2 separate regions of the Homo sapiens genome follow, and region 2 is linked to region 1. Evidence: read pairs that join two places in POLR2A ChIA-PET (ENCODE). Cell type or tissue: IMR-90. All regions are shown on one strand. Each heading gives the region's core, and the rest is flanking DNA. Links, peaks and the distances in the headings are about the cores only.

Region 1 (4,045 bases), core at 755-3,254:
TTGCTTGTCCACATTTGAAGTGGATATTAGGGAGTATGCCTTCCTTGGGAATAGCACAGCTTTTGCAGTCTGCTTCCTGCCGGCATAAGCTAAGATCCCAAAAGTTTTCTTAATTTTAAAAAAATTTTATTTTTAATCAATACATAATTATACACATGTACATTTTGATGTTTCCATACAAACAAGATGTAGTGATCAGATCAGGCTAATTAGCATATCCATCATCTGAAACATTTATCCTTTGTGTTGGGGGTGTTCAATATCTTCTCTTCCAGCTATTTGAAAATATGTTATTGTTATCTATAGTCATCCTATAGTGCCATAAAACACTATAACTTGTTCCTCCTAATTTTATGTCCTTTAACAAATCTGTCTTTTCCTCCTCTCTTCCCTTTCCAGCCACTAGTATCCTCTATTCTGTTTTTTACTTCCATGAGATCTTTTGTTAGCTTCCATGAATTAGAACATGTGGTGTTAACTTTCTGTTCATGGCTTATTTTACTTCACATAATGACCTCCATTTCCATCTATGTTGCTGTGAATGCCAGGATTTCATTTTTTACGGCTGAATACTATTCCGTTGTGTATGTACACCATGTTTTCTTTATCCACTCATCTGTTGCTGGACACATTTTAATACCATATCTTGGCGATTGTGAATACTGCTGCAATAAACATGAGGGTGCAGGTATCTCTCTGATATATTTTCTTTCCTCCTCAAAGCTGTTTCCTCACCTGAACAATGAAAGGGGTTTTTAGTCCTGGCTTGTGTTTCTTTGTAAATTCCCTCACAAAGTTAGATTTCTGCTTCCATGTGCCAATAATCATACCCCAAATCCTTTCCCAGTCATAATTCTCAAGAAGTATTTCCTGTTTCTCAGCACCATACCCCTCAAATTTAGTGGTGAATACACTAAGTTCATTTGAACTCACAAAGGGCCACATCCTTAATCTAGCCTTTGCCATAAGGCTGAGTCGATCTGTTCAACTGAGAAATTTTATTGGCTCCCACTCAAAGCTCTTTTTAGTCTGTCTGGGATTTAGAAGTGGTCAGGTTTTCTCACCCTTCAATCTTTCACATTTCTGAATACTCTATATTCTTTTTCATTTTTGCTCCCACATAGCCAATTATTTCTCCTGCCATACCTTGCCAAAGGCAGCCAAGAGAAGTTTCCATACCCCAACGCTGATTCTTTCCACCACTTATAAATAGGCTAACCATGAGATGCTTTCCAAGTTATCACAGGTAAGACTTTACTATCTTACCATCTTTCTAGCAGTTTTGTTTCTTGCCATGTAACTGGTAAGCTAGAACCTCATATTTTGGAATTTTGCTATTAAAGTACACAATTTCTGGTTCAAATGTATGCATTAGGGTAGGCTAACTGCTATAAACATCCTGGAATCTCTGTGGCTTAATATACTAAAATCTTATTTCTTATTCATGTCACAGTTCAATACTGGGAGTGCTCATTCAAAGACCCAGCTTCCGTCTAGTGGTTCTGCCATTTTCTCGGGTCTCAGTGTTCTCATCTGAATCCTCTGGCTTTGGTAGGCAGAGAAGGGAGTAAAAAAAGGTGTGAAGTATTGGGCAGGAGAGTTTATTTTTAGGGAACTAGATTTGGAAAGTCCACATTCCCCTGCAGCTAGCTGTAAGAAAGACAAAAATAGTTCAGCTGTGGAAATCAGGTTGGTTAAAAACTCAGCAGACTCAATCACAGCAAACTGTGTTAATTAAAAAAATCATAGACCAGGAAGATACAGGAAACCAGGATCAGGAATGGGGAAGGGAAGAGGAGGAACTGATCCAGCCCCTGTGAGGTAGCCCATAGTATAACGACCAAGGGTTGGGGACCTCTGACTTGGTTCTGGAATGCACTAATATATCCAAAGGCATCTAATTCTGGGTTGGGGTAAGACTGTAATTCAACTCCATAAAATGAGGAGGCATTTGGCTGCTGCCAGAGGTTTGGAAATGTGCTTTTATTTTCAAACTCAGGTATGTGACACTCTACAGTTCAATGCTAGCACACCTGTGTGAGGCTTAACAACATGAGGAACTGATAGCCAGTGATACACAAATCCAGCACTTCCTCTCCATTTACTCTGTCAGGCTGTATATGGGGAGCAACACATATGGCTTTGTGGCAGCCAGAAAGTGAAGGTCTTTTTAGGAGGTGACATCAACAATGACACAAACACATCACTCTGCAACTGAAGGCAGGGAACCAGACTCCTAGGGCTAAGCAGAGATGTCAGACTTCAGAGGCATTTGGGGGACTCTTCAGATCCACATCCTCACTGAAAATCCAGGGCCTGTTTCTCTCCAGTTCACTACCGCTTGGGCAGCAGCTCCCACTGCTTCAGGCTGGTCTTTGCTTTCCAGAAAAGATGGACTCATGAGCACTTTTTCAGCCCCTGTATATATGGCTATTCTTATGCTCCCTTTTGGAGATGTCCTTTTCCTCGACCTCCCTTGCTTACAAATGGAATAGGGTGGGAGAGGGCCTGTGCCTGGAAGTACTCTTGCAGGCTTTTCTGTGGGGCAGCTGGAGGTGCAGGAGCTCTCCATAACTGCCTTCCTGGCCTTTGACTCATCCAGAAACAAAGGTAGGAAACTTGTGACCAAGTGAACAATGGGGCCAGCTGAGCCTGGCCCTGCTTTAAGGGAGGCAGAGATTGAACATTCCCCACCTGGAGTTCTGCTTCCACGGCCACTCTCTAGAACTCTATTTGCATCCTGTCTTTGGCTCTGAGGGCCTCATGTAGCTAAAGCTCCTTCAGTTGTATCCAGACCCCCTGGAAGAGGCCGGGCAAATCATCCACTTCTGCCCCCAGAGTCCCTCTGCCCTGCTCTGTAACTCTTTACCTTAATGGCACATCCTTGATCAACCCTGGCTTGGGCCTCAGTCATTTTCTAGCTACTGTAAAGGATGCCCCCTTCAATAAACATGCTATTTTAAAGTGGGGCATGCTTGGGGTGGGGGGTCTCTCTGAAGGAGTGACTGCATTGAGCCCAGTCCTTGAGCTTGGCAATGGTGTTGCTAGTCTGGTCTCATTCCTGCTCTCTCACAGAGTAGACTGAAAAACAGAATAAGCTGAGGTTAAGAAAGATGTTGCTTTTTGCATTGTGATGGTGCTGGTACTGAGAAGCATGCAGCATGTCAGCTGTCCCCAGGCTGCTCTCCACCACCTTAAATGTTTGCTTGTTCTTTTGAGCAACATTTAATGACACCCTCCCAAGCGTCAGCCACCATGCTAGGCACTTACCCAAGAGATGGGTAAGACATGGTTCTTGTCTTTGAGGAAAAATGCTAGGGGAGATGGATACATAAATAGGCCATGGTATACTATAGGTAAAGGTCAATAATAATAATGTTTAAAACGTGCCAGAAAGCACAGAGGAGTGTGTGACCTATTATGTTGTGTCTGGTGAGGAGTATGGAAGGAAGGTCATCAAAGCTGGTATGGAGGGGATAATTTTTGCACTCGGTCGAGAAGAGTGACCTGAAGAAAAGAGAAGAACAGCTGGAAAAAAAACTAGTGAGTGGAGGTCCAGCACTATGAGAGAAACTGTTTAGTTGGGGAGCCAGAGATGGAGTAGCTGATGGGCCACTTGGGGGAATGAGACTGAAATGTGAGGCTTCCAGCTAGGAGACCATCAGAAGAGTCAAGGAGAGCACAGCTCTGGAGCCAGCCTACCCTGGGGTTGAGCTCCAGCCCCATGATTTACTACCGGGGTGTCCTTGTCAAGTTACTTGTTCTTTTTGTGCTTCAGTTTCCTTATTTGAAAATGGGAAGGGTAATATCCACTTCGTATTTTTTTTTCTTTTTCTTCAGGACTTAAATGAATTCATACCTATGTAATACTGAGAACAGTGCTTGGCTCATAGTAAGTCGTATATGAGTTTTAGCAATGAAAGCAAACAATATCAATAACAAAACAAAAATGCAAAACAATGACAACAAAACCCACATGGAAATCAAACCTCTACAAAACTGATGAAGGCAGTGGCTGTAAAAGTGGGGAGAGAAGTCAAAATGG
Region 2 (4,045 bases), core at 796-3,295, 190 kb before region 1:
TCTCTACCAAAAATACAAAAATTAGCCAGGTGTGGTGGCACGTGTCTGTGGTCCCCGCTACTTGGGAGGCTGAGGTGGGAGGATTGTTGGAGCCGGGGAAGTCAAGGCTGCAGTGAGCTGCAATTGCACCACAGCACACCAGGCTGGGTGGCAGAATGAGATCCTGTCCCAAAAAATAAAAATAAAAATATCTTTTGTGGAGAATACACCAAGTTAAGCAATTCCATTAGCTTTATTAACATCTTTGTCTTCTCTTAAATTCAAGGAAAATTAAATTTTATACCTTTTATTAAATAGCATGTAAAGTGTGATCTCTTTCTAAACCACTTTTTGTAGTCAACTATCCATACATCCATTCACTCTCCCTTCTTAGTTACCTATCCATCCTTCTCTCTGTACACATAAGGAGAGTGACATCTGCAACAATGTTCACTTGTGTCAGCCATGGTTATTTGGTGGTGGTGGGATATTGAAGATTTTTAAATATTTTCTTTGTGTTCTACAATATTGTTTGAATTTTTTATAATAAGTATGTATCATGTTTATAAAAATAAATTATTATCTTAAAAAAACAGAGGGAGACAGTGCTCCTGGATTTCCCCCCAACAATTGGGGATTTCCTTGCTTTTCCCACTCTCCCTCACCCTATATACTCCAGGACCAAGGCTTTCAGGTTCTTCTGATACCCTAATACCCATGATTGTTCCAGAGGATTTTGCTTCCAGAGCTCGGGGGTCCTTAGTGCTGGGGAACTTGAGTGGTGGAAATTCTTTGCAAGGAGGCTGTGGATACCCTGGCATGGAAACATACAACTGAGGAGAGGAGGAAAGATGGCCAGAGGACAGTGAGACAGCAAAAGGGTTGCGAGTCCAGGCATTTCTCATCTTACGTAGGAGGAGAGCAAGCCTAGGGCGGAAGAGTGGCTTGTTTAGAGTCAGCAGCCTGCCACACACAGCAAAGGCAATCAGTTGTCCCCTCAAAGGCATTCAGTATTTTTCCCCAAGCCCTGTGATTAAGGAAAGGTGGTAGGGCTTCAGGCCCTTATTCTCAGTACAGAAAGGGGGAAGGAAGGCAATGTTAGGGCATAGGAGGGGGATTGGGACTGCAACCTCCCCCTCTTCAGCAGCTAGTCTTGTTTTTCCTATTGGATCTGCCAGAATTAGCATCTGTAGGGACTTCAAGACCTCCCTGGAGGCATCTATAGCATCCATCACACAGAATGTTTAGAATCAGAGTAAAGGAGTCCTGACAGATATTGTGTCTGGATTTCAGCGAAGTGGAGAAGATTCAGAAAGCTCTGGGGGCCAATTCTTGTCTTTCCCACTCCAACTTGGGGGCATGGCCTATGTTTCCATAAACCCTCCAATATTTTACTTTTTTTTTTTTTTTTTTCTGGGGAATGTGGTGGTGGTAGGAGTGTGGAGTGGACTCTTTCACAACTCTTGAGGACGGTCCCCATATAAATTCCAGGAAATTGTCAGCACCTCCCTAGTGGACAGCTCCCCATCAGCCACCAGAATCTCCCCATCTCAATGGGGCCCCTGGGCCACTGGTGTTCTGGGAACACTGGCTTGTCTTTCTCTTGTTCTTCTTTCTTTCTTAAAAAATTCACTTTGGTTTAAGGAGCTCCAATTTAAGAGATTTCATTATTTAAGATACCCAATGTATATAAAGGAATGAGTTGGTCCAAATAAAGGACCTTTGGCTAAATATAAGAGCCTGAGTAATTGAATTAGAAACAGCTCAAGGATGGGTGTGTATCACAGCTCAGGAATCTTTTATAACAAGATTTTCAGAACCAAACCAACATCAAGAACACATCGTCTTACAAAAATTGTTTTGGGCTATTTCCCAGTATTAATGCAATATGGGAGAGGTTAGTTGGACAGAGAAATCTTAGAATTCCATGGATATTTTAATAGTTTAAGGCTAAAGTTCAGCATATTTGGAATCTGAATTGTCCCAGAAAATCCAGAGTTATGCTTCTCTTGCTCATAACCAGCAGTCTAGAATGACTCAGGTAGAAGAGAGAAGTCTAACAGGAAATGGAGATCCTGGCATTGTGAATGCCCTGGGAACTAAAGTACTAGAGGGTGCACAGATTTTCCTCTAGTAAAAGGAGGAAGCATAAAAAAGGGAGCATAAAGGTTTGAAAAATTGTGAAGCCATCTGTTATTGCTTCCCTTAACAGAAGTGGAACACTGCCACCAGAGCCTGTAAGAAGGTATGTGGCCAGGTCAGGTGCTGGCAGGTGAGGCTGGTTGACTTCCATTAGGCTCTTTATGAATCAGCTTTTAGGGTGGAAAGTCTCCTTGGCCCAGAGCCTGGTTCTCATCTTGGTAGGCTTGGAAACACATGTTTATCAACACTGAGAGTGGCTCTATCTCACTCAGAATAGGGTTTCATTGTCTGAGCTTGCAAGTGCTTACTGTGTAAACTACTTGCTAAACATTTGTTGGCGATGAGAAGCAAAACCACTTGGGGACTGGGCATTTGCTGCCTCTTGTCAGCATCCCCTCTTTTTTAATGGAAAGCCATCTGGGAAACCAGGTCATCCTCAGAAGATTGCTTGGTGAGCTTGGAATCAGATTTAGGGGTGATCGTTTCATGATGGTGCAACCTGTTGATGGCAACAGGTTCTAATCAGCTGTTACCCCCATGCCTGGGATGGGGGAAGGACTTCCTTTGAAGCTGGGTAGGTTAAGGCCTTGGGTCAGGAGACTGCCCCTCTTTGTTTGGGTTCCTCCAGAAGCAGGCCCTGAAACAAGGATTTGAGTGCAAATGGTTTAATTGGAAAGTGGTTCCAGGAAACAGTGGTAGCAGAGTGAAATGAAACAGGGAAAGGAAGGAAGCCAATACAGATGTGTTATCAAACAAGATACCACTGTGGGTAACTGAAGCTTAGCCTCACTGAAGACTCTGGGAGACAGTGTACAATATGCATCCCCATGTTAATCCAACCTAGGGTCCAGAGATCTGGGTCTTTTTTTTTTTCTTTGAAACAGAGTCTCACTCTGTTGCCCAGGCTGGAGTCCAGTGGTGTGATCTCAGCTCACTGCAACCTCTGCCTCCTGGGTTCAAGCGATTCTCCTGCCTCAGCCTCCCGAGTAGCTGGGATTACAGGCATGCACCACCACACCCAGCTAATTTTTGTATTTTTAATAGAGATGGGGTTTCACCATGTTGGCCAGGCTGGTCTTGAACTCTGGACCTCAGATAATCTGCCCACCTTGGCCTCCCAATGTGCTGGGATTACAGGCATGAGCCACTGTGCTCGGCTGGAGATCTGGGTCTTTATGCACCAACTCTCATAAGTCATTGGCTGAGTGATACTCCTGACCAGGGAGTGGATTGGGTGGCTAATTTGCCAACACATCCTTCCTACTGCGTACATGGGAAGAACGAGCTCTGGTGGCCAGAGCTTCAGTCAAGAGCAACAGATGTGGTGGTTAGAAGTTGGGCTGGTGGGTCTGAAATGGATAGTGCTGAGGGGACATAAGAAGGGCACAAGTCGCATATTTGCCCATCCCTGTATTGTGGGCAGTCATGAATTGACTTTGCTTAAAAAAGCTCATCCCTTTTTTTTCTGTGCTTGTATCATTGACCCTTTATGATTAGTCAATTCTCTTTATTTATTTTTTTTGAGACCAGGTCTCACTCTGTCACCCAGGCTGGAGCATAGTGGTGTGATCATGGCTCACTGCAGTCTCAACCTCCTGGGCTCAAGCGATCTCCCTACCTCAGTCTCCCAAGTAGCTGGGACTATAGTTGTGTGCCACCATGCCAGGGTAATTTTTTTATTTTTATTTTTTGTAGAGATGGGTCTCACTATGTTGCCCAGGCTGGTCTTTAACTACTGGGTTCAAGTGATCATCCTACCTCAGCCTCCCAAAGTGCTGGGATTACAGGTGTGAGCCACTGTACCCAGCCTCTTTATTCTTTAAAATAAGTTTGTTAAACTGAATCAATTAGGTTCTGTGCTTCCTACTTCTTACCCCAGAATAGTCTATGATTATTGCTTTCTACATGTTCTAGTTTTATTTAT

What was found. Peaks named below come from ENCODE experiments on the same cell type or tissue, not always from the same donor. Only the 100,000 strongest peaks of a DNase experiment are listed, where the experiment ranks them.
Region 2: POLR2A ChIA-PET joins it to region 1 with 20 read pairs; 2 of 35 experiments call an interaction of 5 or more read pairs at or near these places.

What each region holds. Positions count from the first base shown.
Region 1 is chr11:10,571,127-10,575,171 of GRCh38, forward strand. It overlaps IRAG1 (inositol 1,4,5-triphosphate receptor associated 1), which reads right to left. Exons shown (of 21, transcript NM_130385.4): 21 at 1,969-4,045. The region is part of intron 1 of IRAG1-AS1 (IRAG1 antisense RNA 1); the gene reads left to right. Among named protein-coding and RNA genes, the nearest start is that of LYVE1, 4.5 kb to the left of the region's middle. In IMR-90, for the core only: no CTCF peak of the experiment used is centred there; no DNase peak of the experiment used is centred there.
Region 2 is chr11:10,377,713-10,381,757 of GRCh38, forward strand. The region is part of intron 2 of CAND1.11 (a long non-coding RNA gene); the gene reads left to right. Among named protein-coding and RNA genes, the nearest start is that of CAND1.11, 71 kb to the left of the region's middle. In IMR-90, for the core only: no CTCF peak of the experiment used is centred there; a DNase peak (open chromatin) is centred at 1,909; H3K27ac peaks cover 1,144 bases.